Regions from separate parts of the Homo sapiens genome. Here region 1 is linked to region 2. The links are chromatin loops, found by intact Hi-C in ENCODE. Cell type or tissue: Caco-2. All regions are shown on one strand. Each heading gives the region's core, and the rest is flanking DNA. Links, peaks and the distances in the headings are about the cores only. Region 1 overlaps PIK3C2G (phosphatidylinositol-4-phosphate 3-kinase catalytic subunit type 2 gamma). Region 2 overlaps PIK3C2G (phosphatidylinositol-4-phosphate 3-kinase catalytic subunit type 2 gamma).

Region 1 (2,925 bases), core at 327-2,826, 63 kb before region 2:
AAACTGTAAAATTGTCTTGATAGTATTTTTTTCACATAATACTAGGAATATGACTATCATCATTATATTAAATTTATTGATACCATTACCTCGCAGTAGATACTTTAGAGCTTTCTAATTGTGCAAAGCTCAATTCATCTTAGATAATATTTTTATTTTAAACTTGATAATATTATACTGAAATAGTATAATTTAATCCTCATTTCAAGAGAACAAGAAAGTTGTTCTAAAAAAAAAAAAAAGCAGGCCAGGAGCAGTGGCTTAGGCCTCTAATCCCAGCACTTTGGGAGGCCGAGGTGGGCAGATCACCTGAGGTCAGAAGTTTGAGACCAGCCTGGCCAACATAGTGAAACCCCATCTATACAAAAATAGCCAAACCTGGTGTTGTGTACCTATAATCCCAGCTACTCAGGATGCTGAGGCACAAGAATCGCTTGAACCCGGGAGGTGGAGGTTGTAGTGAGCCGAGATCACACCATGGCACTCCAGCCTGAGCGACAGAGCAAGACTCTGTCTCAAAAAAAAATAAATAAATAATAAAAAGCAGGTTGATGATCTTTAGAAATCATCCAAGGTTTCAAAATTTTAAAGCTGCTACCTTGATTAGCTATGAATAACTTAATATTTTTAAATTGGTTTCCCTTTTTGTCTATCTCAAATTTGGTCAAAAGTATGCCAACGTTGTAGAATCATAAAATCAAGATTTTCTTATAGCTCAGGGGAACATTCACGAACATTTACAGCAATAGATTTTTGTATGAGAAAAAAAAATTTTAACTTTTTCCTTTTTCCTTAAGGCCAAGGTATGGCCTCAGCTTTAAGGAAAAGTTAAGTGCACACTATCTTTCATGGACAATTACAGGAATTTTCCTCCAGCTTTTGTTTTTTTTCAAGATCTGTTAATAATTGTGACAAAAAAAGTTTCCAATACATGTATCTTACAAAGTTATTTTTCCTCCAGCCTATGAAGGTATTTAAATTAAAAAATTTTTCTAGCAAAAGGTACTATGACTAATACCGAAAATATTTCTGGAAACCAAATAAATTGGTTTTTAAATGAATATGATTATGCTTCATAGAAAGATGTAACTAAGTATATTCTTTATATTCTTGCTTTGGTTTTAACTTCTGAAAGAAGACAAGTGCCAAATATTACAGTTCAAATCTTACTTATTTTTACTGTTTTTCACTTTCCTATTTTCCCTCTTCTTTTACTGTACTTTTCATGACTACAGTTTAGCTTTCTCTGTCGCAGAAAAAAATTGTCTTGTCACCATCACACTTTTTATTTTAGCTGTCCCAGTGACTCTATATGTAAATTTCTAGAAAGTAAGACTCACATCTTCGTTTCTCAGTCATTCTACATAGTGTTTCTTTTTCACAGCATGTAGTCAAAATATTGTTTTATAACAGTGACCTTATTCTTTCCACCTAACTTAGCTTCCTTCTTCCTCTTCACAAAACAAACCAATATAAAAATTAATTTACCTTTGACATTGGGCCATATGAAGGTTTTCCTTCTGATGTTTTCTGTCCGAATTTCTAATAGTCAGTTTTAAAAATAGATTGTGTGTGTACTGACACACAAGATTACATACACCCTAGGCATTAAGGGACCCACTCAGATCTCAACCTTAATGCCACCGTGTGGTGAAATAGTGCAATTATGTTGAGACATACTGCATTCTCTGCATACTTGCAAAGGGTTTTCATGAATGCCCTGTTGCAGGAGAGCTGGTCAAGAAGTTAAGGTATGCGTGTGTGTGTGCGTGTGTGTGTGAGCACACACATATGGGCCATAGGCATGATATTTTAAGATAAGTAGTTCATGCTTATGTAGGAAGAAAACAAAATGCCAACTCCTAACATTTATACCTACCAGTAATTGTCATTAATTAGCATAATTTAGTGCTCATGGAATGGAAAACTCTCTTACACTGACATTTTGGCGGCAAGATGTGGTGAAGCTGAAAAATGAAGGAGTTGATTATGTGTCTGCCCGCCCATCTGGCAAAATGTCAGGCTTTACACTGCCATGGCACTCATGGCCTAAATGTGAAAACAAAATGTGCATGTATGTGGGAGAACTGGTGGCAAAAAATCTGCCTTCATACTTAGTAGAAGAATTTAATGTTTGACCTTGCTGATGCCACGATGTTTTTCAACTATCTTTCAGGTTTATTCTCAACAAAAGCCAAGCTTTCTGTTTTACTTTTGAAAAGGCTTATATAGTTAAGGAGAGCCTTTTAAGGTCTTTCAGACAGAATATAAAAGCGATGAATGAGGTTTATCAAAATAGGTGAATAAAATGACAGCAGGAAGTTACGGACCTATTTTTATCTGGTACTCATTCCTATTCACTCAATAAATATTAATATATTCTGCTGTCTACAGCATGAAGAGGACCACAGTCAGTTTTATCTGAATCAACTTCTAGAATTTATGCATATTTGGAAAGTATCCAGGTAAGATATTTTATATTTGTTCCAAGACTACTTTCTGATTGAGTTCTCAAATGTCAAATCTCAGTATTTTTCAGTTGATTGTAAAAACTGTCCATTCACTGGGACTGTGGAAGCTATTGTACTTTTAACAGGCAAATTCTGTTAATAATTATCCATTCTTCAAAGTTATTCAGACATATTTGAAGAGCTGCTAACACTTTCCAGAACATTCTAACATTCATTTAAAAAAATCTCTGCTGCTGGTTATTACATTTTCAAGGACTTGTTTTCCCGATTCATTTTGTGATTTTGGGTTTGCATATGTCACTTAAGCTCTTTGTAAAACAATTTTAATACTTCGAAGGTAACCATCTCCTACTTGTTTCTGAAACTCCCTGAAAATAAATGGTATATCATAAATACAGGAGTGTAAATTCAAATTGGAAAACTTGATTGACAACAAATGAACATATCCTACTTC
Region 2 (2,925 bases), core at 112-2,611:
ATTATAACTTCCCTCATGAAGTGACTCCTGTCTGTGTGTGTGTGTGTTGTCTTTTGCAGAAAATCCATTCTCGGGTCTATGCTGTTCAGCATGACATTACAGAGTGAGCCTCCCGTAGAAATGATAACTCCAGGAGTGTGGGATGTAAGTCAGCCATCCCCGGTGACCCTGCAGGTAAGTGCCAGGCTAAAAGATTAAAGTACACATGGCAAGTATTGGTTGATACGTAGTTTGTTGTCAATTATAGAAACAATTTCTTCCAGGATCACACATTTTAATAGCCTTCTCTGCCTCCAGCCTTCTGGGATTTGTGAAACCTCTACTGCTTTTATGTACAGTACTCTCAAAGCACTTTTCTCCCAGCTTATATAATGGCAATTTCAAACCATTCTCCATCCTACAAGGTCATGTTGGAGAACTATGGAGTGTTGCCATTAGTATACTCATTATGGGCATTCATTTTCTTTCTATTGTCTAAAAACAGTCATTGGTATGTATTATTAACTTGGTATCCTACTCACACCTGCCTCTGCTTTGTGTCATATTTCTTTAAAATCTCTTCTGTTATATGTTTCTTAAAATGACTAGCAATTAACTGAGTAGTAGAAAAAAAACTGCAAAGTAATTATCCTTCTTTTTTTCTTAAAGTCTCTCTACTCTGTGTGATTAGTGATCATAAAAGAAAGGTGGTAAATGACTTCAGCCTTTGGTCCTTACTGCTGACAGCTCCTTATGGGTTCCTGATTGTAGTTTGTCAGGTTGGTTGGAAACGTGAGGCATGCACAGTCTCATACACGGAAATTCATGGAATATGAACTTTTCATCTCTATAGGAAAAATTAGAAAATGCTCTCTGGGCAGCACCCTCTAGAACAGAGTTTTTCAGCTTTACCAGTGTTGACATTCTGGACAAGAGAATGCTTTGTGGTGGGGGCTGCTCTGTGTATTTCAGGATGTTTAGCAACATCCCCGGCTTCTTTCCACTAGATGCCTGAGGCACTTTCTCATTCTGAAAATCAAAGAATGTCTCCAGATATTGTCAAATGTGATTTGAGAAAAGGATTTCCTCAGCTGACATCACTGCTCTAGAAGAAGTCAGTAGAGTCTCCAGGCTCTTAAGTTTCCAGGCTTGTGGTGAGGGGTTTGGGACATAGAGTTGAGAAAGATGCGCAGAAAAATATTTAACATGGAAAGGAAAAATTAATGCTACTAAAATATGGCATCACACTCTTGCAGAGGAAGATTCGACCACGTGACACCTAAAGGTCCACTTCTAATCTGTGGACATGTTAAAAAAGAATGCTTATTCAGATTAGATCTTGGCACAATATCATAGACACTCCACACACGATATCTTATCAATTAGCACTTGTTCTGTTTTAAAAGAACAAAAAGATAAATATATCCATGAATAAAGAGGAGAGACTCATCACAAACCCGGTAAACATATTCTACTAATGAAGAAAAATAGCAAAATGCCAGAGGTTCAATTCAATCACATTTGATTCATGTTTTACATATGACTACTATGCTCCAAACATTATGGTAAACACTCTTACAAAAATGAGCGAATATGTAATACTAAGCCAGGAATTCAAGGAATGCAAAATCCAGCTGGAGAGACAGACTTTCGCAACTCACTCTGATGTAATGTGACAGATACTATAGCCATTGTAGGGACACTAACACAGCGAGAATAGCAATGAATATTTCTGAGGGAAAGTAAAGAAATGTAAAAAGTCTGGGGACAGACACCCAGAGGACATGACATTTGAATGCCCTTTCTAGAATGAGTAAATTCTCACTAACGAGTTTAAGTGGGAAGGATTATCCAGTCATAAAGGAATGCACAATGCAAACACACAGATTCAGAAAAGAGTTGGCAGTTTCAAAATATGGCAAGTTAGTTAAGATTAAAGAATAAATTATGTGAGGAACAGTGGTAAAAAGTGGAAAATCTTTAGGGCACTAGATTGTGTACCAGGTTTGGACATGATTATCTGGGCAGTAAGTCATAAAAAGTAGTTCCAGCAATGTTGTAGAAAATGCCTTAAAAAAACAGGAAGATCGGATATGTGAACACTTGTTTTGGTTTGGGTTTGGGTGTTTTTTTTTTGAGACAGAGGCTCACTCTGTCACCGAGGCTGGAGTGTAATGGAATAAACATAGCTCACTGCAGCCTCCACCTTCTGGGGTCCAATGATCCTGTCATCTTAGCCTCCCAAGTAGCTGGAACCACAAGTGCATGCCACCTTGCCCTGTTATTTTTATTATTATTATTATTTTTTTTTTTTTTGTAGAGATGGGAGTCTCACTATGTTGCTCATGCTGGTCTTGAACTCCTGACCTCAAGCAATCCTCCTGCCCCAGCATCCCAACGAGCTGGGATTACAGGCGTGAGCCACTGCACCCAGCCTGGACATTTATTAGAAGAATATTTTAGTGATCTAAGTTAAGGATCATAGGGCCAAAAACTAAGAAAAAACAATTAAGTGGTAGATTTTAGAAACTTTTTTTAAACAGAAAGGGGTGCAACCATATGAAGGAAATATATAGGGAAACAGAGACAGAAACTTGAGTTCCTGAGTTCATAGCAATATCTTCAGTTTTAAGAATGAACACAGAGAAAAGATAGACAGTCTTCAACAGAGTAATATGAAGAACTCAGTTTGAGATACCTTGCATTTTATATAGGCCTGTGGGGTGTGTAAGTGTAGATATAAGTGATCTTTCTTTAAGAAGACAAATGTATTTTCTATCAAACTATTTCTTGACAGGTCCAAACCACCTTAGCTTAATGAAAATTTTCAAGTATGACCATTGTCAGAGTTTTGTGGATATAAATTCATGATTTTAAGGTTCTATGGGGCAGAGAAGAGTGATGGTGGTAGAAGAAGGAGAAGAAGGTCTATCAGATGAGACTATC

The links. Peaks named below come from ENCODE experiments on the same cell type or tissue, not always from the same donor. Only the 100,000 strongest peaks of a DNase experiment are listed, where the experiment ranks them.
Region 1: it touches region 2 in a loop (4-fold over the local background); 3 of 110 quality-filtered maps call a loop at or near these places.

The regions. Positions count from the first base shown.
Region 1 is chr12:18,318,568-18,321,492 of GRCh38, forward strand. PIK3C2G (phosphatidylinositol-4-phosphate 3-kinase catalytic subunit type 2 gamma) reads left to right here. Exons shown (of 33, transcript NM_001288772.2): 7 at 2,395-2,465. Among named protein-coding and RNA genes, the nearest start is that of PIK3C2G, 59 kb to the left of the region's middle. RefSeq lists a silencer at 1,468-1,762. In Caco-2, for the core only: a CTCF peak has its summit at 1,649; a DNase peak (open chromatin) is centred at 1,704.
Region 2 is chr12:18,381,707-18,384,631 of GRCh38, forward strand. PIK3C2G (phosphatidylinositol-4-phosphate 3-kinase catalytic subunit type 2 gamma) reads left to right here. Exons shown (of 33, transcript NM_001288772.2): 14 at 60-174. Among named protein-coding and RNA genes, the nearest start is that of PIK3C2G, 120 kb to the left of the region's middle. In Caco-2, for the core only: no CTCF peak of the experiment used is centred there; a DNase peak (open chromatin) is centred at 1,645.